Linked DNA regions of Homo sapiens: region 1 is linked to region 2. The links are chromatin loops, found by intact Hi-C in ENCODE. Cell type or tissue: Caco-2. All regions are shown on one strand. Each heading gives the region's core, and the rest is flanking DNA. Links, peaks and the distances in the headings are about the cores only.

Region 1 (17,150 bases), core at 3,959-11,958, 920 kb after region 2:
CCTTTAGTATTTGCAACAATATGCATTGCTTGTGACAATCACTCTCTTGTAGGGCTGTGTAGTAAATACAATGAAAAATCTCTACCTAGAGGATTTAGTTTAAATCATAAAATTCTAAAGCTAAACTTCATCCTAGTAACTCTAATGCAACTAGAGTAGAAATTTTATATTTTAAAATATACAAATATTTAAACCTAACTTAGTGTACGCCTGCTGAAAAGCATAGCTCTATTCAGTTGAATAATACTTATTAAGTACGAAACAGCTTTATATTTAACTCATTCCTATTAATATTGGACATCTACTTGCAACCTAAACTCTCTCTCTCTGGAATGTAAAGGAAATATCCCCCACCCCCGTCCTTTTCCAGGCATCATTTATACTTAATCTAATGTTACTAAATGACATAAATGAGAGACCACAATTCCATTTATCAGGCAAACCATCACACCTGTCAAAGTCATGAATAGTAATAAGAAATACAAAGAGCACAGGATAACTTCTATCATTTAATAATTGCTCACTATGAGAAGTATTGTTCAGTCGTTTTCCACACTGAATTCTTTCTCTGTACACACTCAGAACACACTGCCAATTGATAAAAGGAACATAGCTTCAAAAGAAAATTCTTCTAAGTAAAGAAAAGCTCTCTGTTAAGCATGCAAGAGGTTAAACATTGCTGAAATAGTGAGACATTTTCTCAGCCCACACTTCCCAGTTCCATTCAATTACCAACAGCACAAGCGACTATAATACAAGCGAATACTGTATTATTAAATCAGAACTTCCCATTTACATCCACCTCTAACCTGAGGGGGTTGCAAGGGGATGACATTTGCTAGTCAACAGCAGAACAAACAGCCCCCAACTTGGAAATACACATGACCTTGGGGTGTGGAATGCTCAGAGACTGAGTTTCACAAGTTTTATTTGGATCTACTGCATAACAACACATCTAAATGGACCCAGCATGATGTAAATGTTTCTATACCTACCTCCTCCCTTCCAAAAAATGTTAAGAGAGCTCTGCACTTTGAAGTCTATGCTTTAGATATAGGAATAATATTGATGATTAACCAGAGACTAGTCCATTCAAATAATTATTTGATTATATTTGTTCTAAACAACTTGTTGGTTGATTTATTTAACATCATTTGCTAATATATTTGGGGGGTTTCCTGGAATGGTTCCTATCCTTTGAACCCTGCTGAAAGTATTGCTCTAAAATATTTATATTTATAAAGCAAGATATAACATAATGACATCAACTTCACAAAAAGCAAAGCTCTCAACTTCCCCTCTAGAATTTAGTGCATAATCACTAACAGATTGTCTTGTAATAATAATAATAATAATAATAATAATAATAGTAATTATTAAAATATTTTTGTAATCATTGCCAAAAGTCCAGTTTCAAATTATAAAAATAAGCATAACTTGTTTTTAAATTTTTGTATGGCAGTCTGTATTTCTCCCCCACTTGTAATCATTTATAACAATATTATTTTTCTTACCTTATTTTAACAGTCACAAAAGTCCCCCAGAAAGATTCCTAAACGCTGTGGAAATATAAATCACAATAAAAAAAAAAAACTCTCAAAAGATCGTCTTAGCTGGGGAAAAAAAAATAGTTTGGTCTAAAACTATAGAAATCTCCAAAGTCACGCCTGAATGAGCGCCCAGGTGGCAAACAGAGGACTCTCTCCCACGTCCGATACCACACTCCTTTGTCAAGTTGATATGGGTCCTGTTGGTGAAGCGGGTCCCACAGGGCACAGAGGGTGCAAGAGGGCGTTGCCTTCAGGTGCTGGAGCAACTGGTCCGCTCGCGTCTCAGGTTCAGCACCGACAGCACAGTGGACAGTACCAGCTCCTTTCACCTCCAGTTTGTCTCAGTCACTGAACCAGGCTGATTCTCGCTCCTCCTCCCTAGGCAGGAGCTGCTGCCACTCAACCCGGGGGTGCCCCGCCCCCACCATCTGACGTAACTATTTTGCATATCAACTCGCCGAGAGGTGAGGGGCCGCCCCCTTGACTGGGCTTCTGCTAGAGTCAGCTGCGGCAATCGGGGCAACAAAATTCAGGCTTAACGTCAGCGTGGGCATCTTTGGACTTCAGGATGTATTCTCAACCAGTCCAGTAGAAACTAAACGCTTTGACGGTGCTGGAGCCTTTGCCTTCGCGGGGACTGCCGTTTCTGCGCACTCTAAGATCGCTGCGGGCACAGCTCTGGAAGGAAGACGGGGCGGAGAGAGGGGGCAGTGGAGCACGGAGAGGACCGAGTGGGAGGCGGGTGGGGAGGAGACGGAGAAATAGAATGAATCTATTCAACCATTCTTGAAAACATCTCCAATCCTTTTCATCTTCCTGCCCAAACTTTGCTGCCTCTCCCTGCCATTTGGTTATTTGAACGGATCCGTATTTGGTGTTCCTACTCCCTTCCCTCGGTTCACGGAGCCTCTGGAGGGAGTCGCTGCTGCAGAAACTTGCCTGGAAGAAAAAAAAAAAAATTCTGAGCACTGAGAGAAAACGTGAAAGCTTGCAGCGCTAACCATCATTTCTAAACAGAATCTTAAGGAAAAAAAATACGAGTGCTCCATAGTATATATTATACTTCATATGCGTTCCTATAAAACCTACAGAACCTTCCTTATTCATTCTCATGATTTAAACAAATCCTCAAACTGTATAGACTTGGAGATTCCAGAGGGAAAAAAATTAAATAATAAAAAGTGAAAGTTATCAGCTTCAACTTCCACTGCCAAAATTATGAAGGTTATGCAATATTTATTATGTCTACTATATCAATATTTCTATGAAAGATGGGCTATGCTGGAAGCTTTACATAGCCTTTAGCAATTCTCTCAGTATTTGTGATATTTCTTGTCCCAGTGAAGCTCTAGCCTCCTTGAAGGCAAGAGAAAGGGGGCCTGTCATGCCAAATTCCACAGACTGCTTAAACTTGTAAACAAACACTTTCAGTGAACTGAAGCAATCAATCATCCAGAAGGGTGATTATTCACATTCCATGCACATGTCCCACCTACAGCTATCATGACTTACTTGGACAGAGAAGTGGGTATCTAAAACTAAGCTTAAATTTTCTTAAGTTGGATAAAGCATGTTTAATAAAAAAGGTTGTTTATTCAAATAATGTCATAGCATTTCACACATTGCTTTCCATCAGAATGCATACACACTGATATGTGTCATCATATGCCAGGAGTCTGATATCATCTAGCACTGGATCCACTCACAAGCATTTTTCAGGGACTCTAATCAAAGGAATACACTTACTTATTTCCCCATCAGGAAAAATAATGCATTTTATTTTCTCTAATATTAAGAAGTTATTTGAGGAAGTCTATTTACTTTGTGGACCCATACCCCCAAACTGCTTCTTTCTAGTTACTTAAAAAAGAAGAAATAACAGAGGAAAAAACTATGGTGTTTTTGCTTGAGGGAAGGAACATTTTTTTATTCTGATTCACACCCACATAAAACTTTCTCTATGGCTTTATTCCAGAAATTGCCCATTTCTTTTCTGAACGTACAATCCCCAGTACTATTTCTCCAACACACCTTGACTACAAGTTTTGCATTTTGGGTAATCTGCAATGTTTTTGTTTTCTCAGACAACTACTGATTTTGCATTTGTAAGTGTCAAGTGCCATGACTTTTTGCACAGATATACCCATACATGCATGTATTATGAGTTCTTCAATTCCCAAAGTCATTTTAATAAAGGTGGCAGACACCATGATATGTCAGGAAAGATGATCTGTGGGGGCAGATGGGTGTTGCACAATTACAATTACAATGGAGCCAACTGTATAACTTGAACTTAGGCTGGCTACGGCGCACATGATATGCTTCTTTTGGGAACATCGCATAGCACACTTTGGTCTGCTTCATGCCAATGTGCTGAAATGTCAGAGAAATCTTGATAGTTCACTTTAGCAATATAGAGAGTACATGATGTATGCTTATAAAATTCCACCAAGACCTATGTTGTTTGTATAATGGACATAATTTTTCAGTTTACTCCAGTGATCATAATGTTTTGGACTATGAATTCAATTAAAGCAGTCATAATATTATTGAAAAACCTGAGGGAATAAAACTAGAAAACAAACCTTCCTTTGAAAGATGGAAAGGAAAGCCAAATCATTTTCTCATTTTTTCACTGTCTTTAAAAAGAGGGACAGAAGAAAGAAAGAAAGAAAAGAAAAAAAAAGGAAAAGAGCTATTTTGGGAAGCATGAACAAAGATGAATACATGCAGAAAAGCATTGAGAATATCCTCCTAGCGGATTCTTGGTTTTGTACTGTCCTAAATGGCAATGTGACTGAGGGCAAGTTATTTAAACCTTTTCATCACACACATCATTTGTAAAATATATAGGTTATCCTGTTATCTCCAAAATTCATTACATGCTTGTCATTCTGTAATTTTATATTAGACTTCAACCTATTTTATATATATATATAATTTGGAATCACTATAAAAAGGTTAAAAAGAAAGAGCATATATATAAAAATATATAATAGAAAGAAAGAGCATATATAAATACAAACAGCATATACACAAAAAAGAGCATATATATATATATATATATATATATATATATATATATATATATGGCATCTTCTTTACTTCCATTACTTTCTTACTTTCTATCTCTTGCTCCCTTGGGCCCTTTTGTGCTCTCCACATATGTTTTATTTCATTGTAATGTTCTATTTAAAATGTCTATTAGGTATATGTCTACTGTGGTAAAGGGCATTTAAATACAGTATTTTGTTATTGAAAGAAATATTGACACAATATATTTATATTAAATTTCTTAGCTAATTCCAAATTGTGACCTTAAACAAATTTATATGTGTGCATGTGTGTGTGTGTGTGTGTGTGTGTTTATGTGGGTAGGATATACTAAAGAGAATTTTCAAATATGTTTTCTTAAAATTATGGAAATAAAATTTAAGATATATGAATTAAAAACTCACTACTAATAAATAAACCCGCAAATTAAAGAACACTATTTCATTATGCACACACACGTATTTTATCTAAGCAGCAATTACAATTTTCATGAGATTATATCAGTTTAATTTTAAATCTCAATTAGTTTCATTGGAATTATTTGAAATCTCAATATATGTTAAAATTGAGATTATGTTGTTTTTCATTTTCTCTATTATATATCATAGCATAGGCATTTTGGTGGCTTTGGATAAGATTGTTAAATTTAATCAAGACTACTGTGAAAGGTCTTTTCTTGCTAGTATTTACATTAACACACAGAAAGATACACTAAGAGAGACAATTTTTATCATTTGTAATTATAAATCCACCATCAAAATGGCACATTTCATAAAGGAGTGGCGGACTTTTTCAGAAATACTGGCTAAAAGCTGACTATAACTTTTTGCTATTCTACCCCTCAAATTATCAGATTAATGCACATATAAACTTTAATTCTCACTGTGTAAACAGGCTTCTTAAATTCTACAAGAACCTGGATAAATGTATAGTATGAATAAAAGTTATAGGTTTAAGAAATTGTTTGATATCAATATTTATTGAGGTAATATTAATTGGAGAAAGACAGAACATGGTTTAATAAATGCTGCTTAACTGGAAAGCTGAAACCTACCACATTTAATACAGAAACCTAGGTTTGGCCTTAAATAAAAGATTTGCTCATTGTCATCAATAATTTGGGGTCAAAATGAACTCAGAATTATAGTAACTGGCCACTTAAAGAACCACTGCATAATCAAAGGATGTACCATGAATGCTGAGGGTGCAAAGCCAAATAAACCTATTTTATTCTCCATGATAAATATAGATTATTAATGTTATAAGTTTCATCTTCTCAATTGAAGGGAATTAAAACCCGCTCTTTATATAGCCACATCATGGGGAATGAACATTAACATACAGATTTAGCAGACTCAGGTTTGTGTTAACTATTCTAGTTTTTATGCATTTTCGTATTTTTTTTATTTAGTTGTCAACTTCACAGACACCCTCATCCTGCTTTCCAAGTAATACTGCTATGAGTTTCCCCCTAAAGCTGTATTTTGCCTTTCTGTTTTGGCTTGGTAAAAATGTTTGATTTTCCCACACTAGTAAACAATGGGAATTAACTTTCAATAAGAGCAAGCATCTATCAACGTGTCAATGCACAGAGTTTTCGAGCTCATATGAATGGATTCAAAAAATATTGCTCTATAAAAGTATAGATTGAAATGATGAATTGATTTAAAAATTTAGTAAGTATAATTAAATAAGAATTAAAAATTGTTATTATAGAGCTATGTATCTTCACAATTTGAGCTATCCTCCTTAGGGATGTTAAATGTGGACATAAACCTATAAGTAAATCATTTTTTCCTTGGCTTAGGAAAAAGCATCTGAATGTAATTTTTTATAAACTAAACTTGGCGAGATAAGAACATAGTTTTATTTTGCTAGATTTATATAACAAACATATTTAAGTATCCTTTATTTTCTATGAATTAACTTCGGTGTTAAAAAAATCTAGAAGTAGTAACCATAATTAAAATATCATCCATTAATAAGCCTTTAAGTACCCTATACTAATAGCAATATTGTAGAAAAAAAATTGAAATTATAGTAAAAGCAGGAAACCCTAAAAGTATCAGCTAATTCAAGAAATACTTTACAACACAATCTGATCTGCTTCTGTGATTAAATTAACCCTAGAATTACATTTATGTACCACAGTAATAAATAATATTGTTGGCTGCATTTATAAAATTAGAAATAATCAATTATGTGAATCAGATATATTGTTACCTTCATTGTATTAATAGATTTTTAAATCAATTCATTGAGTTTTCCTTTCTTTTTTCTATTACTTTAATAGAATAGAAATTAGTACTTCGTGAGGCAGTTTAAAGTTCGGTAATATTAAGATTCTTTGGAATCTAAAACTATGATGCTATTTCTTAATTGAACTTTAAAAAAAAAAAGCATGAGACTTGCTGATGCTCAGACAGACAACTTACGTTCTTAGAGTGCTTGTGTTTAAGAGAGCTCTTAGGGCATCTATTGGCCTATGTTGGTATTGCATATGAGAATTTCAGTTCTCACAACTTGAGTTATATATTTGCCCACAATGATTACAATACGTGCTGCTGATGAATAGATTTATGTTGGAAATCTGTAATATCTATTGTTGAATTTAAAGTATTAAGCAAATGCATAAAACACATATGGTATGGGAGTTGGTCTTAAAAGCGTTTCGATATCAGCTATTTCAACATCTAAAAAATGTATGTTAATTATTTTTTAGAATCTAATGTCCCTGTTCATATTAGTTGCCGTCACCATTTTACTTACACTTCTGAATTTTTGTTTTGTTTTGTTTTGTTTTTTTGAAATGGAGTCTCGCTCTGTCGCCCAGGCTGGAGTGCAGTGGCGCGATCTCAGCTCACTGCAAGCTCCGCCTCCCGGGTTCACGCCATTCTCCTGCCTCAGCCTCCAGAGTAGCTGGGACTACAGGTGCCCGCCACCACACCTGGCTAATTTTTGTGTTTTTAATAGAGACAGGGTTTCACCGTGTTAGCCAGGATGGTCTCCATCTCCTGACCTAGTGATCCACCCGTCTCGGCCTCCCAAAGTGCTGGGTTTACAGGCGTGAGCCACTGGGCCCGGCCACACTTCGGTTTATAGGAGAGACAAAATAATGGTTCTTTCAGTTTCAAAAGAAGTAAACACAGTAACATGTTTTACATTATAACCTTTACAGCAGAATGTAAAAGGACATAGAGAATATAGCTTTAAGTCTTGAGTTCAGAAATATCATAATGTGTAAGGAAATATAATGTTACTAATGAAAATAATCTGCATATTTATCCAGACAGAGAAGTAATTTTTCCCCAAGTATCACAGGTACTTGCTAGGAAAAAAAAAAAAAAAAGAAAGTCACAGCTATGAGAAAGGATGGAGAAAAATCTGAAATTTAAGTTCTTGTATCTGTATGTGAAAAATATACAAATATTGTAGGCATGTAATAATACATAAATTAATAACTCTATAAGTAAAACTCTATTATAAGTAAGTTATAAATGAAAAGTATTAGAAATATAGAGAAAGTATAGCAGGTCAAAATCAGTAAAATCTCAGGTACGAAGTGATACATCCTCAAAGTGAAGTAAAGAAAAGAGTTTGGCAAAGTGAGAAATTACTACCGATTTTCCCTTATGCTTTTTAACCTTTCCTGTACAGAAGATCCTTCCAAACCGTATGACCCAAAGTAACTGTTCCAGTTTTTGAACCCAAGAATAGCACTAAAACTGTTTGGGAGGAAGTGTGGTAAGGAACCCAACAGAAATGGTTATGTTACTTTTCTTAAAGTATCACTTTTAAAATGTTGATTGCTGTTTGTTGATATTATGTAGAAATTATTTGAACTTAAATAGGCCAACACTGTTGAAAAAGAAACATGAAAACAATTCTATGTAGTAGATTAGCATTTCACAATATACTTCTTTTGTATTTATCACGGCTGATTACCACGTCATGGCCATTCTACTCCCATGCACATATTTGAATAATGCTCTGTGGTCTCCAGTGGTTGAGTAAGTCATGTGCCCACTTCGATACAAAGAATTGTGAGTGGAAGTGACACAAGTCACTTTTGGGTTGAGAATTTAGCTGTTGATGCAAGATCCTGCAACTCCTTTCTCTCTGTCAAAGTAACTGGCAACAATTGAAATAGTGACTGCTTAGACAGAATGGACTCCTGAAGGACAACTATGAACCAAGAGGCTTTTGCTGACCCAGTATGAACACAAAGCATGAGCAAGAAATAAACTTTGATTGTGTTACATCACTGAGATTTGAAATTTGTTTTAGGCCACCGAGATTTGAACTTGGTTGGTCTGTTGCCACAGCATAAATAGATTAAAGACATTGATATGTTTCAGCAACTGAACTAATTTTGAAATAGTTGTGTATGCACTAATCCTTCACCAACACCTTAGTTTTACATTTTCTGAGTTCTCTAGCTTCTTACATGATAGATCTCACTGATCTCCTAAGATAAAGTCTTATTTATTCTATACATTTCATATTTACCTGGAATCAGATAAAATGAATCTCATCTTTTAACTACCCTCTTTCCTCCTGTGCATGTTTGAATCACATTCTGTGGTCTCCAATGGTTGAGTGGAGCCATGTGCCCACTTCTGTACAAAGAATTTTTAGGAGTAGAAGTGACACAAGTCACTTTGGGGCTGAAAATCTAGTTGTTGGTGCTAGATCCCTCTGTATTGTGCTGTACCAGCTTAGCTTTTCTGTCATTCTGGCCCAAATGCATTACTCTAAAACTAATTATCTGAGTTTCACTCTACACTTTTAGTGATGGCTCTCTATCCTTCAGTTATCTGAATTTCATTTCCACTTACCCATATTTGCCAAGAATAGGAACCGACTTAGTTCTTTTCAAGTATGCCTTCAATGATCTTTTCAACAAATAGAAATCAGGTGTCTACTGTGACAGAGATATACTGGGAATTAGAGATTCAAGAGTAAATAATAGATAACACCGTAAATAAGACCCAACCAAGCCATTACAATACAATGTAATAAGTATGCAATTAGTGTGATATACCTAAAATCATCCCAGTCTGATAAGCCTTAAGGTTGTTTCTACCAGGGACAAAAGTTTTGCCTTTAAAAGTCATTCTGAAGCACTGACGAAAACTATTTATGGATATTGCTCCTAGATATCAAATACCTGACTACAGATTTTAGGGTATTGCCTGTGCCTATTTTCAGATGCCATCCTCCATACACTAGATTGAGCAACAGTTGTTAAATGCATATTATGCTATTCTCTCTACCTAAAAACAACCGAATTACCTACTCTTTTGAATATTGTGATTATCCAGATAACTGAATTTCAGCAATTAGCCTCCATTGCTTTTTCTTTAAAAATTTTTATTTCCATAGATTATTAGAGAACAGGTGGTGTTTGGTTATATGAGTAAGTTCTTTAGTGGTGGTCTGTGAAATTTTGGTGCACCCATCATTCAAGCAGTATACACTGCCCCCTATTTGTAGTCTTTTATTCCTCACCCCCTTCCCACCATTTCCCCCTGAATCCCCAAAGTCCATTGTGTCATTCTTATGCCTTTGCATCCTCTTAGCTTAGCTCCTACTTATGAGTGAGAACATACAATGTTTGGTTTTCCATTCCTGAGTTACTTCACTTAGAATAATAGTCTCCAATCTCATCCAGGTTGCTGCAAATGCCATTAATTCATTCCTTTTTATGGCTGAGTAGTATTCCGTCATATATGTGTGTGTGTGTGTGTGTGTGTGTGTGTGTGTGTGTGTGTGTGTGTACAGCAGTGTCTTTATCCACTAGTTGATTGATAGGCATTTTTGTTGGTTGCACGTTTTTGCAATTGTGAATTGTGCTGCTATAAACATACATGTGCAAATATCCTTTTATTATAATGACTTATCTTCCTCAGACTTTCCCATGGATGACACCATAACATTTAGTTCTCTGAAGTGGTTTTTCCTGACTAACAATACACCATAACACAAATTCTTAACCATTATGTTCGTACTGCTTCTTCAGCTAATGATACATGAATGTCTGAAATTATATGTGGTTGATGCAAAAGTAATTGCTGTTTTTGCCATTACTTTCAAAGGTAAAAACTGCAATTACTTTTGCACCAACTTAGTATTATTCATTCATTCATTTGTCAATATCATGTCTTCTCTCACCCAAATCTTACATCACTGAGTGTAAGGCCCAACTTCTTCGTACCTGTATTCTGAATGCTTAGAGAACTGTCCGTAATATAAGTGATCAATATATATTTACTGAATAAATACATTAATGAACTTGGCAATGCATTAATTTACTATTCCTTTTAGCCTTTTAAGATTCTATTCATTTTTTTAAAGAGTATATTGAATGCTATTTCTTTCACAGAACTTTATCTGCAAACTGATTGTGACACTTTCTTTTAACCACTGTAGAATTATATCATTATGTTAATTCTGATTTTAAATATTTTTTCAATTCCTCTGTCTAATAACTAGATAGCGATAACTTCAGAGAAAACAGCTAAAATTTATGAGCTTGATATCCATAATGTAATGTGAATTTCTGGCTCACAGTAAATACATAATCTAAAAGCATGTATGTTTACTTATTTATGTCTTTGCTCTCTATCTACTTATTGATGTTTGTTGTCTATCTCAGAATGAGAGTTTGGACTTATTTTTTATTCAACCCTATATCCTCATCTCGTACTGAGGAACTGGCAAGTAGGAGAAACCTAATAAATAACTGCTGAAAGAAAGAATATCTAAATATTGTTTCACTAAATATAACATTTCGTAAAATATTCTTAAACCTTGTCAGTGAGAATCTTAGTAATATCATCTGTTAAATTTATTTTAAGCTTGCTATAACTTCACTAGTCATTTAAATGTCTATTTTATCAAGCAGTCTTAACATTACTAGAATTTTAATTATGCCTAATTTTATCTGCAAATAGTTAATTTAATATTTTATAAATATTTACAAAAATATATATGTCAAGTTCTAGGTATAGTGTGGATAGAAAATTTGTTATCTGAGAGTAAGCAATGTACACTCTGATTTATATGTTTCAACTTTCTAACAGTGACTTAGGTGTCTCAGCTTACTCTGTAAAGCACTTTGTAGATTCTTAGTCTATACTTACTGTTCCTAAATGTAGAAGAGAGATGTAAACAAGGGTAACTTAGGGATAGGTTGCTTCAAAAGTAATTGTGGTTTTTGCCTAATATTTCTACCTAGTATTTTACCTAAGTAAACCAGCAGCAAATAGGATAAATATTTTGTACTATAGGATTTAAATACTATGTACAAATTCCAGTTATTTCACCTAAAAATAGAGATTAAAGTAATATAATTATTGTAGAAAATATTTTAGGACAAATATAATATAGGTGGCATACATTAAAATCAATCATATCTAAATTATCCTCAATGGTGCATAGCAATTATGAGTAACAATACAGTGTTACTAAATTGTTTCATAAAACCTTAGCCCAAAGAGTTTTATAGCATCACTTATTTTACAGAATGCTGCTTAAATTACTGAAAATAGTTCTATGAGGACATTTTATACTGAATAAATAAAAGTGTTTTGTTAGCCAGTGAAATATAAGAAAGAAATTAAAAGTTATAAACAAAGAGAAATAACACATTTTAAAATGCATCTTGAAGATTAATGTGTTCTATTGGCTATGTTTACTATTTGAGCATAAAATATCAAGACTAACTAGTAAAGAAAATTTATGAAAAACATTAAAATAATCAGATGCCCTAGACTTATGCAACAATTCAGTGCACCCATAATGCAATGTTTTGTTTGGTTATTTATGTATTTTTACTTCAAATCAAGCCCTGCTACTGGCACACTGTTTTATGCTGACTTTGATCAAGTGACAAGGTTCACTTAGCTACACAATAGATGTCCCAGAATAATCGCAGGCAACTTCACAAAGCTGCTTCCTTAGTTTCACTTCACAGATAACCTGCCTTATTACCTATCTTCATGTTCAATTAATGGTTGCAGTTCCCTTGTTTCATTATCATTTTAACATTTAATCAATCCTAATTAAACGAGAGCTGAAGATTCTCAACACACTCCACCTCATCTATTACAGAAGTTCTTATTTTTTCCTACAAATGTTCATTGCATTTGCTCCAACTTAACACTTTCATAAAATTCTTTGACAAAGATTGATTACTGGATAGTAACTCAACTTTAACTGTGTTTCAAGTCCATTTTTCTAAATATAAAAAGAAGACATTGTCAATGGATTTGCTTCTAAATTAAATGTGTATATCTTCCTGATATATACACATAAATTAGATTAATATAGTCATATAAGTGAAGCTAAATAAGCAAGTTGTAGATTTTAGTGGAAGAGGTTGATACGAAATGTAAAGAAGAAATTTCATCATGTATTTATCACTTTAATCATTAAAGAAATATGTATTGAGAATCTCCTTTGGGTTGGATGTTTTAATAGTTACTGGGAATACAGTAGACAAAGGTAAAAGAAAGCAAGTGATGGCTGTTGGCAGAAATGTAAAATGGTGCAGCTGCTATGGAAAACAGTATGGAGATTCCTCAAAAACTTAAAAATAGAATTACTGTATGATCCAGCAATTCTATTTTAAAGTATATACTAAAAAGAATTGAAAGCAGATCTCAAAGAAATAATTGCATACTCATGTTTATTACAGCACTATTCACAATAGCCAAGAGGTGAAAGTAAACCCAATCTCCATCAATGGATGAATCCATTTTTAAAAAGTAGCATGTACATACAATGGAATATTATTCAGCCTTTAAAATAAAGGAAATCCTGTCAAACACTACAGTATGGATGAACTGTGAGGACATTCATTATACTAAGTGAAATTCATTATACTAAGTTAAATAAGTCACTCACAGAGAGACATAGACTGTATGATTCCATTTATATGAGGTATCTAAACTATTTAAACTCAGAGAAACAAAAGGTAGAATGATGGTTGTCAATGGCTGGGGGAAGGGAAAATGGAGAGTTGCTATTCAGTGAGTACGGTTTCAGATTTTCAAGATGGAAAAGTTTTAAAGATCTGTTGCACAACAATGTACATAGAGTTAACACTACTGTATCGCAAATTAAAATGATTCAAATAGTAATTTTGTGTAGTTTTCTTTAACCTATAATTTTAAAGAGGTTCATTCTCAAGTTTATCCCCATCTTAGAGATGCAAACTGATATTTTAAAGTATAGTAACTAGGAAGGGGCAAAACTGGGATTCACATCCGCCTACCACAATCTAACAACCTTGATTTTTCCACCTTCCATACTGGTAGCTTCAATCTTTTTTCTCCAAGAAAAAAGACCAGGTTTATAGGTACCTGTATTGTAGCAGAAACTTTTCCAGATGGCAAATATATGCTTATTAGTGATGAATCACCTGCACACAGATTTGAGGATCACAAGTAATTTTCAACCTCATAAGTGGAAGAAGCTGATAACATTGGTATGTTCTCTGCTCTGGCGAAGACTGATTCCTAAATACAGGCAAATAGATGTAAGATTTTGATGGATCTGTGTTTGAGGACTTAAGAACAATAGAAGCAACTATAAGATCAAAGCAACTCCTAATTTAAATTATTGGGCAATAAAAAGTCATGTATCCGAAGTTTAGCATCATCTTCCTCATATCAGACTCTGTTTTGTCAATTTAACATTTATTCTTTCCATTAAATTTTTCTCAATCTAACATACAATTTCTCTGATTCTCCAACTTACCTATTTTCATTTCTTCTCTCTTTCTTTTGCTCCATAAAGTTATAAAGTTATATGTTCCTTTTTCTCCAAGATTGTAGCTTTCTCTGTCTCTCCTGATTCAACCATGACTTTGATGGACTCCTGACCTTCATTTTAGCATCCCTCTATTGCTCACACAACTTTGTGATCTGGAGATTTCCTCCTCTGCATTCACACATGCTCATTCTCCTGTTTCCCTGAGCATGACATTGAAAAACACAAGCAGAGGAAATGGCAAAATAATGATGGGCATCCTCTAAGAATTAGGACATTCTTATTATTATTGCAAATATTTAGGCTGCAGACACCCTTCCTTTTTCATAATGCCAAAAGCCAATGTGTAGCATCAACATTTTTTGGCAAAACAGAGTCTGAAACTAAACCCCTCTTTCTTCTTTTTATTACTCCTAAGTGTACACCTATAATGCAAGTTAGTATTTATTTTTAAGATATTGAATGTCTTGGAAGAACAATATCATATAAAATGTATTATCATATATTTAATCCCCAGGAAATCTTATTACCAAAAAATGGAAAAGAGTATACACTGGGGTGCTAGCTTGTTTAATTTCTTTTTTTTTTTTTTTTTTTTGCATTAGGATGATTTTTACTTCAACTTCTGCTCCACACACATTTCTGTCAGTATAAGTCACCTCTTCTACTCTCTGATAAAGTTCTCCTGTTTTTAACCTAACTGGAACAATTTCTTACCCTTGGCATTGCCCTCATGCTCATATTTGTCAGACTACTGCAGTGTTAATACTGAATTATGCAATTGTTAGCATATGTTTTATGTTTGCTAAATGATTGATTCTCTGTTTAATGTATTTTGCAAGGAATGTCTTAATAATGAGAAAGGTGATAAGAATTATAAAACTGATATTACATGGATGCTTCCCATTAGTCCATGAGTGTATGGTTATGCAAAAATAACTGAGGAATGGAATTTACTTAATATAAATATCTTTAAGACATAAGAATTTTTAGTAGTGTGGCTAAAACCACACTTTCTTTTCTACTCCAAAATTGCATAAATTTTGTTTTGGGAATTCATAAAATTTGGTTAAGCAATTTGGAATTTAAACCAAGGGAAATTATTTTATATCTGGACTTCTGTAAAATATCATGATCTGTGTTCTAAATTCATATTGCACATAAGAAGTAAATAATTTAGCATTTAAAGTCCTAGATTTAAAAATAGGTATTTCTTACATTCAAAAATGTTTGAAGAGGGGAATGTCATGTGAACATGAACTGAAACGTAGGATGCTTTGTCTGCAAGGTAACGAATGCTAGGGATTGCTGGAAAATCATCAGAAGCATGGCCCAGATTCTCCCTCACAGCCTCAGAAGAAATCTACCCTGCCAACACCTTGATCTCAGACTTCTAGCCTCTAGAACTCAAACACAACACATGTTCGTTGTTTAAGACACCCAATGTGCCTTCTTTTGTTATGACAGCCCTAGCAAACTAAGACAAACAATGTAGGAAAAGCACAAGAGACACTGCTGCCTGGATTCCCAGCACCTGTTAACACACAGATCTGAAGGGTCAGAGGGATGAGGAAAAGTTACTGGTCCCTACAGAAAAGAAAGACTGTAGGGAGGTGACACTTTACTTAGAGGGATGCAGCCGGTCCAGGAAATTGCTTAAGCCGAATGGGGGAAAATACCTTAAGTTGGCTTTGCCAGTTCCCATTTACAGATGTCTTTACAGATGTCTTTTCTGAGTCACCTACTTGATGAATTCAACTGAAAAGCCAGTGATATTATCCTCTCATGTTTCAGTCCTGGGAGGCATAGAGTGGAGTGGAGATGGCTAGAGATGCATATGGAGGGGCAGAAAAAAATATTCACCACGCTCTCAGTAGCCTTTAGAGTATTTATTTATTTATTAACTGATTACTAAATTTCTATCATAGAGGTTTATTTAGAGTTGGAGTAATCTGAATTAAAAGATACTTTTTTAAAAAATCTTTGGAGTCTAGCCAAATTCTATTTCTCTAAGAAGGATTTCCACAGAATATTTTTATCTAAAAGGATAGTAAGCATAGAAGGTGGGCAAAAAGTGCTGGAAAGTGACAATCATTGCTTATAACTTTCATTATATGGAATGTTGATTGTATGCGAAAATATGATAGACACCATAATAATTAATGTATTAAAAACTATCATAGTGCTTGTGCTAGGGTGAGGTGTTGTTATACAGGATAATATACAGAAACAGGAAAGCATAATCAATTGTGAAAAATTTGGAAAATATGGGTTTTTATGTTAACAGTTTTTAAAATCAACTATACACATAAGTGACCTACATAGCTAGAAATTCTACAGACAAATGTATACTGGCATCTTAGTGTTTGAAGTGGAATAATTTCCCGAAAAGCATTAAGTCACAGAACCCATAATAATTGAAGCAGTTTTCTCAAAAAAAAAAAAAAATTCCAGGCCAAGAATGCAATCACAACACTTTCCACACGTCATTGGCATTGTGACATTCTCTGTCATTCGGGATTCAAACCGTGCATTCAGTGCAAATTCTTCAATCTTCCTAATAAAAAGTTTTTAACATCCAAGCTCTTTTTATTACATATCATAACATTGCTCTGATCGGCTTGTCAAATATATATTTCTTTCCTTTCCATTGTCCCTGTCCTAGTGCAGATTTTCAGTACATTTCCTGGGATGATTGAAGTAGACACTTAATTGGTTTCTCTGCTTCAGGTCTTTCTTATCTTCATTCCTTTCTACACATTTCTTCCA
Region 2 (17,150 bases), core at 4,314-12,313:
ATTTATAATTATTTTCCAAAAGTGTAATTATTAAGTGTTTTTTCCCTGAAAAGTATTACCATATAAACGTTGATAATCATTTTGGTAAGATAATTGGTTTAATTCTAAAGGTTAGCTATATCCCTTAGTTTAAGGGATATATCCCTTAGTGATATATAATATATGATAAAATCATTGTTGAATTCCTGTTTGTATCAACTTTTAGGTACAAATAACATACAAATAATGTAGCTCTTCTATATGCACATAGATATATTTAATATTTATATTGTATAAATGTAAATTATTTTTTCAAGATAAAATACACCGTACTTTTTCAAGAAACAACAAACATGCAAAATTAATGTTGCTGAGAGAAGAGGCAGAGGTGAGAAGATACCTACAATTAAGTTATATTATACTAAGATACTCCATACCTTCATGAACATTATGAAAAATAGTTGTTGGCTTAAGTTATGACTTCTCTCTGTGACAAAAGGATCTGGTTGGTAATAGAATGAACCAGTACTTTAAGAAGAAAATACTAAATAGAGAGATGAGTTTACCTGTTTTTGGTAAAGCAACTGACTTTTGTTATGATGTAAGACATAAAATGGTGTATTGTGGTGTTAGAAGTTGAGGGTTTTGAATAAATCTATTTGTATGGAATGATGTTTATTTTACCTGAAATTGGTTAAATGCTCAAATTTCTAAACCACATACTGAGAGTGTTCTATAGTGAAATGAGAGAGTTCCCTGAACCCCCTTGCAGGATGTGCAACAGGGATGTGGCTTGTCTGTTAGGCCACTGCACACTCAAACCCCTTATAGAAGGGGAGGTACACAGACAGGCAGGTGCAGGAGCCAGGGCAAGCCACGGTAATGTCTAGGGGTGAGTGCCTATGACTCCCAAAGCCCCAGTGGGTGTATTACAGTGCTCTTTTAGCTCTGCCATCCGCAGATGGCTTAAGTGTTAACCGGCTCAGTGCCCTCTTGGTACCAGCTTCTTGTCCAATGTACAGGAAGAATCAGATCACACAGACAAATTGAAGGATGGTAAATGTGGGGAATTTTATTGCCAGATGGATGTGGCTCTCAGAAGGATGCATGGGGAGCTGGAAAGGGGATGGAGTGGGAAGATGATCTTCCAAAGGAGTTCGTTCATCCTGCGGCCGATCTCCACTCCAACCATCTCCAGCCAAATTCCTCTTGACATTCCGACACTCCTTCTCTTGTCTCCTTCGCTGCTGCACCACACTGCTGCTCTGCCGTTCTTCTGCTCCTCTACTCTTCTGCTCTTCTCTTCATGGAGGCTGGGGTTTGGGGTTTATATGAGTACAGGATAGGGAGGTGTGGCAGGCCAGAAGGCAACATTTGTGCACAAATACATGAATGTCTGTTCCCATTTAGGGCTGTGGTTTCCAGGCTTGAGGGTAGGGCCTTTGCTGAGGAACTGCCCTCTTCTACCAAATATCTTTCTGCCTCTTGTCTGTATCAATAGTACCATACTAGGCCAGGCACAGTGTCTCATGCCTGTAATCCCAGCACTTTGGAAGGCTGAGGTGGGTGGATCATGAGGCCAGGACTTCAAGACCAGCCTGGCCAAGATGGGGAAACCCCATCTCTACTAAAAATACAAAATTAGCTGGGTGTGGTGGTGGGTGCCTGCAATCACAGCTACTTGGGAGGCTGAGGCAGAGAATTGCTTGAACCCAGGAGGCAGAGTTTACAGTGAGCCAAGATCACACCACTGCACTCCAGCCTGGGCAAATGAGAGAGACTGCATCTTAAAAAAAAAAAAGTGCCATACTAGAAATCTAAAATAAATTTCAATTGTTTTTATTTACAGCCTAACTTTTAAAGGAACTGAAAATGCTGGTTTTCATTATGTATTCAGGTTAATTTGACACAAACCTCATTACTGCTATTGTCTAACCAATCACTGGAGGCTTAATTTTATTTATCAATTTACATTTATAAAAGTTTTATCTAATTACTATCCTAAATTTCCTGGTCCCAAAGAATTAAAATATATGTTTTCTCTGTATGGTATATATTTTTATAATACAGATTAAATATTTTTATATAAATATGTGCAAAATAATAAGTAACAGCAATTTTTCAGCTCCCCCACTCATTCCCATTTATTAATAGTAAAAATAGTTAACCAGTTAGGAGTTTATTCTTTCAGGTATTTGTAATATATATGCTTATACAGAAAATTTGTTTTATAAATATCACATATATTTATAACATAAAATATTTATATATAGTATGTAATATTTAGTATATTATTCTGTAGAGTATTATATTATTATACAACATATTAAATAAAACTTAATGTTATTCAATGTTAGGTTTTCACTTCATAATATTTCTTGTGTCTCATTCCAGGTCCATGAATAAAAATCTACTTTATTCTTTTTAAAAGCTTCACAGTGTTTCATGAAGCATGGAGAAGAGCACAATTTCTTTTGGAATATTTGTTATATTTTGGATCAATTGGGTATTTCCCTTATAACTGAGCATCACCATATAATTTTGGAGTTGGTGTTTGCTGTGCTACTTATTAATGCTTTGGTGACAAGTAGTCCTACTTTAAACTGAAAGGGTGAATGTGGATTGAACATTGAAAATGTGACATAAAAAATGTTTTCATATCAAGTGAAATCTCAGTGATGTCATCACCTTGTACACATTAAGTTTCCACAATAGTTCCAAATTTTGTAAACAGCAGGATAATTTAAGCCTGACATGTCACTCATAAATCTAGAAATGACAAATTCAAAAGAACTTCTTGTTCTGTTGACATTAATATCATAATTAAGCCTCTCTCAGGAACTAAGCTTTAACACAACATTCAGAATATTAATTAGCTAATTAAAATTGTATTGTTTGTATAGATCTGTTAATATTCAATTTGTAAATTTGATTTCATTTTATAGCTTCATAGAAAATATAAGCATGAGTTCATTTCTAGATTTTAAAAGTATTATTATGTTAATATTTTAATAAAATATGTGTAAGACTGGGAGTTCACCATAATTTAATTATTTTCTTAAAAAGAGGCCATACTTTATTCAGCTTTAAGAGAGATTGTCATAGAAAATTTTCTTGACAAAGACTATATGATATCTACTTGCTATGTACTGTACATTTAGCTATGGAAACTGTATGTGAATTTTACACTTTAAACTGTTTAAATTTCAAAAATAAAAATGGAAGAGGGCATATCTAGGTCTTTCTATTATATGAAGACAGAAGTTAAGGAAGAGTTTTCCAACATTATTAATGATCTCCATGAAAGTATATAATGTAAAATTAATTAGAGTAATGATGTAATAATTTATTCACCATGGTTTTTCCAGTGTCTAGAAAATTTTGTTTGTTCAGTAAGTATCTGTTTACAATAAATTCGTGAGTGAATACATACATAGGTGAATGACAGATTATCTCATATTGTAAATGTATTGTTTTTCTTCTATAAGAAGTACATTTTGATAAATAATTATTTGGGTAGAGACCTGATAAGTTAGTGTTAGAATTAAAACATTAATATTTTTGGTAAAAAAAAAATCTGTCTATATTTTAATATAGAGAGGATGTCTTAAGGCACATTAATATAGAGAGAATGCCTTAAGGCATAACTTTTCCACCAGTGGAAATTACCCAGCCTCTAAGCCCTTATAAAAGGTTAAGTAGAAAGGCAGAACTTAAAGAGTGGCAGAACAAGGTCCTTCAAAAATTCACGTAATCAAAAAGGCATTACACAACTGACAACAGTATGAAAATCATACTTTTTTTCAGAACTCTGAAATTAAACAAAAGCTTGCAATCATTTGAGACATGCTACTCTATTCAAAGACAGCCAAATTTTGTAAAAACAGTGATTTTGGGAGATACTAACTTGCCCTTTTCCCATCCACCTCTCCCCAAGTGCATAGTAGACTTTAAAATGGCAGCCTCAGAACCATGGAGCCGTAAAATCTAGCAATCTAGTAGCCATTGGATGGGGGAAGACTTACTATGCAGCTCATTCAAAAGTCGATACCTAGAAATTTTTTACTGTTTGGCATGGATGGGAGCACCCTGTCAAAGTCTCATTTCTACAGCTGATTGTTATTAGATTCTATTCTGAGCTTGGTCAATAAAAAAATGTTCTATTGCCCAAGAAGTTGCTGAAAAATTGCTTTCAAATATTTAACACTGCAGTTGACAAATCCAATGATAACAAGTTGGGACAAACAAGAAGAATTCAAAACATTTATAAGAATTATATGAGAAATAAGTTGTCCACAGTGACTTTGAAACCTCTTCATTTTCCTAGGGACCTAAAAAGTCTGTGTGACAGTGTGCCTGCTCAGAAAAGCCCAAAGAATGCAATAATACCTCACTACTATCTGATTTTGAGACTCAATGCAAACGGGAAATGAAGGCTAAAGCAGAGTGAAAAACTGCTCACAAGTGCATTGAACACATGACCAACACCAGAAAGAGAGGACCTTGGCAAAGTCTCAGAGACTTACTGATTCAAGGCATTTAGGGAAATCTCTTGTCCAAACATTACTTAATTACTAAGCTAAATAAGCAGAGACTTTAGTAGCCATAAATGTCAAGGAATACAGATTTTATAGATTCTTTTCAGGGACATTTAACTAAACAAACAAACCACAGAAATAATAAGGAAATCACCTCTACCAATAAAACCTAGGAAAGAAAGGGGAGTCTGAAACCCAGGCTTACAATTCAATTCATATTATCTAAAAGATGCAGTTTTCAATACAAATGTTTTTAAGAAATGTTTTCTAAAAAGCATTAAATTATGTCCCATACCAATAAAACAAAGCAGTCAATAGAGGCTAACATAAGGAATAACAGGTATTGGACTCACTGGACAAAGATTTTAAATTAGCAACTTTAAATACATTTAAAGAACTAAAGATAATTATGTCTAAAAGACTAAAGTATTAGATTGACATCTCATCAAACACAAGATATCAATAAAAAGAGACAAATTCCAAAAAAGAACCCCCCAAAAATTCTGGATTTAGGAACTATATTAATTGAAGTTTAAAGTAATCATAAGAATGACTCAACAGCAGATTTAAATTTACTAAAAAAAAAGAATTAGAACAATGAAAAAATAAGTCAATAGAGTTTATCCAGTCTGTGGAGCAAAGAGAAACAAGAATGAAAAAAGTGGGCAGAGCCTCAGAGGTCTAAGGGACACCACAAAACATACCAACATACAAAATAATTGTGACATAAGAAGAGCAGAGAGAGACAGAAGAGTAAGAAATAATCAGAAAGCTCCATATATGATGAAAACATGATTTATACATTCAAGCAATTCAAAGATTCCAAGTAATATAAATTCAATTATATGCGTCACAGGATCCTTGGGGTGTCACTTTTCTGGCCAGAAACCTCTGTGGCCAGTAGCACCTTTGCTCAAGTTTTTGTTCAGGCCCTCTAGGCTCATTCTGCAGATTCAGCCTGGCAGGCTTTGCTTGGCCCACACTACCCACCTGGATCCCACATCTGCCAAAGGCGAGCCAGGCAAGGAATGGCGAGGGGTGTCTGAGTGAGTGAGCATGGGGTCCAGCCACTGTGCACAGCCAGGCATGCTGGCTGCAGTGGGGCAGGAAGCTCCAGGCACCAGCACAGGTGCCAGCTCCTTGTGAGGCTACAGCTGGACCAGGAGTACTGCAATCAGCTTCCATGGCTAGCACTGGAGAACAAATGGCACCCAGAAGCCAGGAGCCACAGAGCCCCAGAGAGGGTGTCACAGCCCTGGGTTGGAGAGCTCCTAGGTCTGGGATCCCCAAGAGGTTGCAGCTCTTCTCTCCTTCTCTCTTCTCTCCTTCTCATTGCCTGCGAAATGGTGAGCAAGGTGTTTCAGCCCTGTTTGTATTACATCTCTTTCAGCCCTGCCATTCAGTGGGTCCGAAGTTCTTGTCCTGCCTCCACAAAGAATGAGGTATACAGACAAGTAAGGGCTGAGCAAGGTGAAAAGGTGCTTTATTGAGACACAGAACAGCTCAGAGGACACCGACAGTGAGAAGCTCCTCTCCGTAGGCAGGTCATCCATTTGACTGCTCAAGTCTGGCTGAGTCCAGGGTTTTTATGAGCTTCAGAGTGGAGGAAGTGTGTGCTGATTGGTCCATGGGCAGTCATGGGCGGGCCCAGAAAAAGCACCATAAGTTCTAACTCAGGTCCATGAACTGACAGCTCAGCCCCCAGGCTTCAGGCCATCCCTGCCTTGAAGGTGGGGCTTCACCAGAGACCTGCTCCTTTCCAGCCAGGAGCCTGTTTCCTGCTGCCATTAGCCTGCCATCTACAGTGCCATAGTGCCCAGGCTATTCCTGCTGATGGGTGCCTGCAGGCCCACACTGAGCCGCCATTAGCTCTCCCTCAGCTTCCCCATGCTCGTTGGTGCTGAAAGTCCGGAAGAAGCTGAGGCAGCAGGGGGCTGGTGTGTCAGCACTGCCCCAAGCACGTGCAAACCTGGCCAGGTCACGACAATGCTCATGCTTGGCCACAACTTTGCTCTAAAATTGGATCAGGTGCTAGGAGTGGGGAGAGGCCAGGCAGCAGGAGCAGACACTTCTGAGCCTGTTGGGGAAATGGGGCTTCTCAGGCCTCTGAGACTGCAGAGATGCCTGGGTTCCCAGCTGTCACTGGGCAGCTGCAGCTCCACGTGGGAGGGCGGGACTGCTGCCCCTCCAACTTGGAAGTGAGCAGGGCTTCCACCTGTTCCCAGTTCCTGTGGGCTCATGGAACTCGCAGCCCCCACTGCACCTCCCTTACTGCAGCTGGCATCATGGCAGCAGCCACCCCAGACAGGAAACTGCTGTTATCATATTTACACATTGACAGATTTTAGTCAAGCTTTCAAAAGCCAAAAACAGAGACCTTTGAAAGCATCATGAGAAAGGAACTCATGACATACAAAGGATTCACAATAACACTAACAGCAGCATTCTCACAAGAACTGGACACCAGAAAGCCGTTGTTTTTGAATGACATATTCAAATTGTTGAAAAAGAAAAAGACCATCATCAGGTTGGGGGCAGAAGCTCATGCCTATAATCTCAGCACTATGGGAGGCCATGACAGGAGGATTTCTTGAAGCATAGGGATTTCAGACCAGCCTGGACAACATAGCAATACCTCATCTCTACCAAAAAAATAAAAAATGAAAAATAACCAGGCATGGTGGCACATGCTTGTAGTCACAGCCAATTGAGAATCAGAGGTGGGAATTTTGCTTGAGCCTAGGTGTTCAAGGCTGCCCAGAGTTATTATGGTGCCACTGCACTCTATCTTGGGTGAAAGAATGAGAAAGGAGAGGAGAGGAGAGGAGAGGAGACGAGAGGAGACGAGAGGAGACGAGAGGAGAGGAGGGGAAGATCATCACCTAAAATAATTACACCCAGCAAAAAAAAAATCCCTCAAAAAATACAGTTTTATGTAGATATAAATATTGTAATCCCAGAGCAATCATGAAGAAAATATCTCACAATATATATTAAAAGGAAAAACAAGGAAAATAAAATGGAGAACTAAAAAGTGTTTATTTTACGTAAAAGAAGGCAGAAATAGAAATAGGAGAAAATTTAAAATAAACGTGAGATATATATATATATGTATACACACATATGTAAACATTTATAAAATAATACAACTAATCTTAATTTATCAGTAATTTTATTAAATGTAGATTTGTTGAACGTTCCAATCAAAAGATATGTATTGAAAGAAAGAGAAAAAATATCCAATTATATGTTATGTATGAGGACACACTTTATATAAAAGGCACAAGTAAGTTAAACGTTAAAGGGTAGAAATTAATATATAATTCAAATGGTAACCAAAAGACACCTAGAATGGCTTATTAATAACAAAAAATACAATTTGAGAAAAAAATGTTATTAGAGAGAAGGAAAGACATTTTAAGTGATAAAGTGGTCAAAATATTAGGGAGAGACAACAATTACAAACCTATAGGATCTAATAAAGCTTTAAAATGCATGAAGCAATAACTGAGAGAACTGAAGGAAAACATAGATAGCTTAACGGTAATAACTGGAGACTCAAATATCCACCTTTTAATAAGGGGTAGAACAAATAGGCAGAAGACAGAAAAGATAATAAAAGACTGGAATTAAACTGTAAACAATATATGCCTAATAGATATTATATCCATACACCAACAGTTAACAATCGAAAAAAAAAAAGTCATTCCACTCACAATAGTGATGCAGCTTCCATGACTGCAGGAACACCAGAGTCCTTAGTTTTGTGCCATTAGGAGTAATGACACAGACACATGTGGAGTGGTCGTTAAGAAGTAAAAAGTTTAACAGGCAAGAAAGAAGAAAGACAGAAGAAAACAGAGACAGAGGGACAGGGGCTCAGAACAAAGAGGAACCCTGTGTGCAGCGGAAAGGCAGTCCATTATATCCGGAAGCTGGAGAAGGCAGTGTCTGGTTTGCATAGGGCTCAGGGGATTGGTTTGACCGGATGTGTCGTTCACGTAGCCGAAAAAACCTTGCCCTCCCACCCTAGCCTTTAATATGCAAATACAGGTCAACATGATGTTTTGAACACATGGCGTTACGTGGGGGCAGCCATGACACTTGGTACACCAGGTGACAAGGAGAAGATGGTGGGAATCACCATGTTGGGTAGACCCAGTTTCTATTTTCCGGCATTTGCGTATCAAAGTTTGCCGGTCTAGCTCTTTAAGCCAACTTTTTTTTAGTTTCCACCGAGAACGTTTACCCCATCTAGCTGCCTAAAATAATTTCTTAATAACTCCTGTATTATTCCCCCCTCAAAGAGAAGTAGGTCTAATTATTGTTAGGGGGTGTTGGATGACGATTCTTTCTGGCTACTTCCTGCTGAAAAGGGGTGTTGTGTAGGGGGTTCAGCAGTTTGGCCTTCTGAGGTTTATCTAAGGGTTCTCAGAATAATGCTGTGTCCATGTGTGGCTCTGCTCACAGCACCGTTTGGAGTTTGGCTACTTCTAGGTGAAAAGTGATAAATTCGACAAGAAGGTTTAAAATACAGGGTTTGAATACGAGCATTAAGATTACCACCATTAATAGGGGTCCTTTAGACTATAACTGACAGTTATAGTCTAACTGTTAGTTATACCAGTTAGTTATACCTGTTGACACCTGTTAGTTATACCAGTGGATTGCAATACTGGTTTGCCTCCACTAGATGCTGCTGTACATTACCAGAAACGTTAATATGAAAGTAACATTTTTCTTGAGAAACGCATACATTTCCCCTTGGCTTGCCACTAGAGAATAACCTTAGGCTTAGGCCATTTTTATAACTTGTAATATGATTGGGAGAGATACGTTATTGGGTGGCTAAAATAACTTTAGCATTAATTTTGACAATTCCTTTTCTTTAATTATTGAATTGTTTTATGACTTGTATAGACTCTGTTACAACATACTTAAACGTTTTTACTTGTTTTAAATACTCATTCTTTAAACAACCAGTCATTTCTTTTTAGGACAAGTATTTACCATACAAAATTTTTCCTTACATAAAATTTCTTTCTTTACAACATTTTTTTCATAGCTTAGAGTGCATTATACTGCCAAACTTCAGTAAAAAATCTTATTAAACTTAATGATGGTAAAACTTTTATGCTTATTTCTTATCAGTAACTATTACTTCTGCTATAAGCAAAACAATCTGGATTAATTTTTTCTGCAATTATTAATCCTGTTATAAGGATAATAATCAGGCAAAATATTACAGCAATTAGAATTTTATAACGAGAATTTCACATTGTAGGTGCCACAGTGTATAGTTCTATTGCAAATAATAGCGTGACTATAATCATTCCCACAAGAGTGGCGTAGTAAATAATTTTTCTCTAAAACTTTACTTGCCAATATATAACATTTTCCTTTGGGGATTTAAAAAGTTACAAATGTGATCCTATGTATATTTGAAAATCTCCTATAAATATGTGTTAAAAAGAAGTTGTAATATTTGGTGGTGAATTTGAGAGGAAAGGGTAGAAACAATAAAATATTTGGTGAGGTAGGAGTGGGACTGAGTAAGATGGGTAGCCCTTAGTTACTTATTTTTTATGATTTTCAGCTTAAGATCTTCTATTTTTTTACACTGATATTCAAGACGTTCCTCTGGGCTGTCAGAGGTTGCTCCCAAGCTCTTCGGGCTTGACTTGAGGGTGATGTATCCAGGAGTCGATTCCTGTAATTTTTACTGAGGGGGTTGAAAGAAAAACAGTGTAAGGCTCTTCCCAGGTTGGGTTAGGGGAGGAGACAGAGATGAGAGTTTACACTAATACCAAATTTCCTGGGTTAAATACAGGTGGTTTCTGTTGGAAGTGAGCTAGAAAGTTTACATGCTTAACCAATTTAGAGGCTTCCTGCCTGAAAACAATCTCTGAGCACATTGAAGTTTTATCCTTTCCCAAGTGAAAAGCTAGGTGAAGGATTTTAAGGACTTTCCATTGGCTGGAGGCTGGCAAATAGTGTTTGTCATCCTGACTGTAGCCATCCTAAGGGCTTAAAAGAATGCCTTTGACAAGTGGCCTATTTTATTTTTGTAAGGGATACTGAGGTTTAATTTTTCTTACGGAGCCTTCCTAGATTAGAAGGGGCTTGAACTGTACTAACGCTTTGAGGCTTTTTGCCTCTGACTTATCTGCCTGATTAGCTAATCTATTTCCTTCAGCTACCTTATTTGTTTCCTTTTGATGTTCCTTACAACACATCCCTGATATTTCTCATGGAAGAAAAACTGAGGATAATAAACGGTTAATTTCCTGGTGATATTTTATAGGAATTTATGGGTGATAAGAAAATGCCTTTCCCTTTAAATGGCAGCATGAGCACAGAAAATTAGGAAAGCATACTTGGAGTTAGTGTAACTGTTAGCTACCTTTCCCTTGCTTAATTTAAGTGCTTTTTTAAAGAGCAATTAGCCCAGCTAATTGAGTACTTCTGGCTGGGGAGAGATGTTATTTAGAGCGACTACTGCTTATCCCACCTTATGAATGCTTGCTTTACTAACTGTTTGTTAGCTAAGAGTTCCCCCTAGAGGACAGTGATCCTGCCACCTTATGTGGAGTGTAAACAGTTAAATTATGTCCTAGGGCTAATTTGGAGGCTTTTCTGACTAGTAGTGCTATCGTGACTATGGCCTGGAAACATGTGTAAATAATTGCAACTAACGTTGAGAAAAATATTGGATTAGAGTTTTTCCTGAGATGACCCTTACAGTCATGCTATGGGAAGAGGGGAGGCCTGGATTAGAGAGGAGAAAAGAGAGAGACCAGCTTTAGTGTTTAGAAGGAGGTTTACTTTCCTTCCTTTAATTTCCAGAATCACCTGGGGCTTCTGTGCTATAATGGCAGTTTGAGCCACTGGAACTGGGGCTTGAGCCCTGGGACCCATGAGTCCTGCTGAACCACCTGAGAGACTGGTTCTGAACCCAGTGATCTCTGTCTCTGGGGGCAGTTCAGTTTCCAGAGGTCTCCACCACAGGCTGGGCAGGTTTGAGGTGGCTTTGTCTTGCTGCCTGGGCATTCCTTTTTAAAATGCCCTGGTCTGCCACACTGATAGCAACTAGCAAATGCACCTTGGGGATCCTGGACTTTGCAAGCCTGCAAAGCTGCTACCAGAGGCTTTGTTCCTATCCTGAATGCTCTGCCTTTCCTTTGGGCCTCCTCCTGGTCCATATTATAAAGACCAAAGTAGCCACCTTCAGGAGGTCCCTTAAGGTGCTATCTGGTCCTGTAGCTTGCTTCTGTAGCTTCCTTCTAATATTGGGAGCTGCCTGTGTAATAAACTTGTCCTTCAGGATGAGCTGCTCCTTGACTGAATCAGGGGATAAGGATGTGTGCTCCATTAGTGCCTTTCTTAGCCTTTCCATAAAGGCTACAGGATTCTTATTTGGCTCTTGGCCTATTATACACAGTTTAGAATAATTGAGAGGTTTGGCCTTCCATAGGCCCTTTAAAATGGATAATAAAAAGTGCTTCCTTTTCCTTTTATTTTCTGGGCTATTGGGGTTTCAATCAGGGTTGTTTACTAGAACTGCTTCTCTCCCTATTGGGAATGGTGTTTCTGCTTTTTTCTGTCTTTTTTTTTTTTTTTTTTTTTTTGCTTTTCCTATCTGTTTTTTTCTCTTTTAGTGTATTATAGGAGATATATTGCATATCTCCAAAATTCTTTGCTGCTTGCAGAGCTGCCTGCTTTTTAGCTGTCATTAGGGTCTGGTTTAGAAGCAACGTAACATCCCTTTATGTGAGGTTAAACACCTGAGATCAATTTTGGAAAACTTCTGTATACCTATTATGGTCTTTAGGAAATTGGCCTAAGTTTCCTTTTATTTGCCTAAGGTTCTGTTATGAGAATGGAACTTGAGGGGGCCCCAAATAAGAGGGAATTCTTAGATGATTCCCCTGGAAGTTGCTTTTTTAATTATGGGGAACCATTCCCTCTGGGCCTACCCAAAACGATTGCTAAAAGAGCTGGATTGATCTTACAACACCTGCAAAGGTTTAGTAAAAATGCCATGCCCTTCTGCAAGAGCAAATTAGTCACTTTCCTCTTCAAATTCCTGAAGTTAAGGAAGTTCCAGTGTTTTAGACTGCACTTCAGAGGGTTGCAAGCTGAAGATAATCTGTTACTCATCTAGAAAAAGAAGTGAGAATAAAAGTGTCCTCTTAGTCTCCTTTCTTTCCGTGTAACCCAGAGCAGAGAAGAAGACAGGGAGAATTCTCTGACTGCTTCCCCTCCCTGGTTTCTGGATCCCGACACCATGTTAAATGTGCTGTCCATGGTTGAAGGCGTGGTCCTGCAAGCCATGGAACTGGATGAACTAGGTGATGGGGCTAACCACGCTTACCCACACAACCTTAGCTTATCTGCCTTGTGTGATTCCCCTTTGACTTCCTAAACCTGTGGATTTGCCTGGCTCCCCAAAAAATGGATCTCCAGAGAGACTGTGTCGCCTTTGGGCAAGACTCCTTTAACAGAGACAATGTGCTAGATTGCCTGCTGTTATGGCCCATGCTAAAGCATTTATCCTTTAAACAAATGCTTTTGGATAACTTCCGAACTTAAAATCCCCTTATTAATTAAGTACTGTTTTAACTGGAGACAGATTTAAGTGCATTAAAAGAACATAGGAACCGAATGGCCATTTTCCTGCTGATGGGACAATATTGAGACTAAATTCTGGCTATGTAAGACATATGTAAAGCCTTCCCATTCACAGAAGTAGCATAGATCCTACTTTCCAGTAGAATAGCTCAAAAAGGAAAAGTTGGAAAGCTGCAGTGTACCTCAGAGAGCCAGCACTGCGTCTCATGAAGTGGATTTCTATTTCCACTAGGTGGGGCAGTTGGATGAGAAATACCACGTGCTCGCCAGAGAATCAGTAGTGAATAACCTTACCTTGGGGGGAATGGGGAGAACTCTGTTCCTAGAAGATTGCAATGGCATTTTCCTGAGTTTGTTTCCCAGGCACTACACCACTTCCTGATCTTGCCTAACAGGATTATTTCCCTAGGCTGTAAGCATTCCCGCACATTCTATACACAGAGAGAGAGTAAGAGGCCGCAGATAGAGAGAGAAAGAAAGTTTGGTGACAGGGTAGCTGGATGAGAGCCTTTAGATTAAAGGGCATATTCAAAGTTGAGGTTTGCTGCATACCTAGCCTTTCAGTGAATGATTTCCCAGTCAACACACCAAAATGATACAGCTCCGATGACTGGAGAACACCAGGGTCCTTGGTCTTGCGCCCATAGGATTAACTACACAGACATATGTGGAGTGGTTTCAAGGAGCAAAAAATTTAATAGGCAAGAAAGAAGAAAGATAGAAGTAAACAGCTCCCCTGTACAAAGGGAGAGGGCTCAGAACAAAGAGGAACACTGTGTGCAGCAGAAAGGCAGTCCATTATATTGGGAGGCTGGAGGAGATGGCGTCTGGTTTGCATGGGGGATTGGTTTGACCAGGGGTGTCATTCACATAGCCCACAAAAAACCTGGCCTTCCCACCTTAGCCCTTTAATATGCAAATGTGGGTCACCATGATGTTTTGAACACATGGTATTATGTGGGGGCAGCCACGACACTTGGCACACTGGGTGACAAGGAGAAAACAGAGAGAATCACCATGTTGGGTAGACCCAGTTTCTATTTTCCGGCTTTTGCATATCAAAGCTTGCCGGTCTGGCTCTTTAAGCCACCTTTCTGTTAGTTTCCACCAAGAACTTTTACCCTGTCTAGCTTCCTAAAATTATTTCTTAATAACTTCTGTATTATTAGCATCAAAAGCACTACACTTCTTTGAAATATGCTTATCAAAGGAAGCGAAAATTTTGCACAATGAAAACTACCAAATATTAATTATATTTTTTAAATTTAAAATTTTAATGTGGTTCTAAAAATATCAAAATAATGAAAAGATATTATATTTTCATGAATCAGAAAACTGTCATATTATTATGGCAAATGCCCCAAATTGATCTAAGATTCAATGAAATCCTCATTCAATAATAATAATAAAAATCCAGATGGAGTTATCTTCTGGAAGATTTTACACCTATTCCTTACCCTGTCCAATAAGTCAACTTCAGATCTACCACTTTTTAATATTAAAATATTGTCATATCTCTATAAATGTCTTGTAACATTTTTTCAGTGTTCAAACTTGGACTCCAGGAACAGAACAGAAGTTCAATTTCCTATTTCGTTACCTTGATTTTACACAGTAGCCTTCTTTCTATAGCAAAGAAGGTAAGGTATTCAGAACATCACAGAACCATTCATCTACATAGTAAATGTATTTGTCTCTAATGAAAACAATGTATTATAAAATCACTGAAAAGTTTCTAGTTTTAAATGTTTCTCAAAAAATAATGATCTATGTTGATAGCTACAGATTCCTTCAAATCAGTTGGTGTCAAAGACAGATTTCTATAGGTATGACAGATTTATAAACCACATCTATCATTATTAAAAAATCTTAACAAGTAAGAAATAAATGCTAGGATATTTTATTTCCCTTTAACAAGGAAGAAGTTAATATTACCTTCTTCCAAATGATAAAATTTGGTCATTTGTATATAATATACTTACATCTAAAGATATCAGTTATGAGTCTATTCCTTTTTTTTTCTTTCTTATTCAGTAATAGGAAAAGACATTTAGTAATAATAACACCTGGATCTTCCATTGATTCAGAAGTTGAAAGGAAAATTAAGTCTGTTTCCTTAATTAGACTAATAGCTTCTAACAGAAGTAAGCTATGTAGAGTTGCTAGAAGGAGAGCCTAGAAGCAATTTGCATCAGTGTCAAATGCAAACCATGCCTAGAGGTTTTGTATCCTAAGAACTCAAGCTAAGGTAGGAAGAGCTAGTATAATTAAACCAGGGCGAAACTATAAAACCCACCCTGTAGCACCAAAGAACATTGAAATGTCACACCTGAGAGTAGTAGCTTTCCAAAAAATGATTTTAAGTGAATTTTAACAATCACAGTATCAATACTTTCTTTTATTAATACATAGAACAGTAAGCACATTAAAAATAATAGTGTATATTAAATTATAGATGTAAGAGTATCGGTTAAGCCCAGAGACATCCTTTGATGTACATGTGGATATTAAAAAGTGTTGTAATATCTCCCCTTTGTTTAAGCCACATTGATTGGGAACCACTGAATACAACAAAATGTTGGATTTTATTACTTTGTTCAACTAAACTCAATGAATGAACAGTCATCATCTCTTAAATTAATAATGTGTCAAAAATCAAGGATAAAATTATTCCCATATATGATCAATAAAATAAGTAGTTAAATAAATATATTCAAATAATTAAATGGTGAATTAATATATAAAAATTTCAGATTAATTTATGTTTAAATTATAATTTATTATCACATGTCTTCCCTTTGCTTTGTGAATGGCTTTAATGTCTAAAGCAAAAATTTATTCTTTCTGCAGTCAGTAGTATGAATGTGCAAAAGAAAAAATAGTGAATGAGGGGAGGAGGAGGGAGAGAGAGATAAGAGAGAGAGAGAGAGATTTCTCACCTGGAACAGAGATTGATATATGCTCGAGAGACTAAATGTGTCCATTTGGAAGACAGAAAAAATCGTATAAAATGAATATAGTTAAATGTTTCACATCTTTGTTGGGATGAGAACTAAAAGGGAGATTATGTTGACTAAAAGGAAATGAAATAAATGTCAGACATTTTGCACAACTGACTTTGCGATACAAGATTCAAACCTCCCACAATCAGAAGAAAGTTTATAAATAATGCTAGAGGTAAGTTACATGGTTAATACTAATGAACAGAGAATAAGTGATTTGGAAGATTTTGGTGTTATGAATGATGTTAAGGGTCCTTTAAAACCAAAAATACCATCTTAAAATAGCATTTTAATAAAATCATTTAATTCTACTAAGTTATTTATTTAAAACTTAGTATTTAAAAAATTTGTTATTTGAATGTCAATGTCATTAAGAAAATATTTTATTTTGGTTAACAATGCCTAAGCTTTCATTCTCAACATAAAAGTTAACAGTGACCCATGAAACATATCAGATTAGTTAAGGCTTTTGTTCAGAACTCTCCAAAGGCTTTTCCTCTCATCCCAAAAAACTTCAAAGTTCTTACAAGCACCTAAAAAATTCTACATGACCTGACCCTTAATTCACTTATATCTGACATCATCTTCTACTCCTCTTTGCCTTGCTTGGTGGTCTCTCGCTCCATTGGCCTCCTTAAAAATGAAGCCGCATTCCCTCTTTAGGGTATTCCTCCTTTTGTTTTCTGTAATTAATTATCTCCCACTCCCCACATAGAAATCCAAATGCCAATTCCTGTCAACTTTCTCAGGGTTATTCAATATCTGTTTTTCAATATGGTCTTCTTTGTCCACTTGTTAAAAATGGCAACCCCACTTCACTTCTCTCCTTTTGTTCTTCTCCATAGCACATAAACGTATGATACTCATTTATTTTCTTATGCTGTATTTTCCCCCAGCAGAATGTAAGCTCCTTTTAACCAGGAGTAATTGTCCATGTGGATCACTGCTATATTCCCAATGCGTGGAACGGTGCCTATGTGTGAATGGGTAGAGGATCTCC

The links. Peaks named below come from ENCODE experiments on the same cell type or tissue, not always from the same donor. Only the 100,000 strongest peaks of a DNase experiment are listed, where the experiment ranks them.
Region 1: it touches region 2 in a loop (6-fold over the local background); 15 of 110 quality-filtered maps call a loop at or near these places.

What each region holds. Positions count from the first base shown.
Region 1 is chr4:162,162,101-162,179,250 of GRCh38, forward strand. FSTL5 (follistatin like 5) reads right to left here and starts at 1,900. Exons shown (of 16, transcript NM_020116.5): 1 at 1,515-1,900. RefSeq lists an enhancer at 2,054-2,163. In Caco-2, for the core only: a CTCF peak has its summit at 7,060; no DNase peak of the experiment used is centred there.
Region 2 is chr4:161,243,529-161,260,678 of GRCh38, forward strand. LOC105377515 (a long non-coding RNA gene) reads right to left here and starts at 8,674. Exons shown (of 3, transcript XR_939409.1): 1 at 8,234-8,674. RefSeq lists an enhancer at 6,084-6,253 and a silencer at 9,217-9,266. In Caco-2, for the core only: a CTCF peak has its summit at 9,184; no DNase peak of the experiment used is centred there.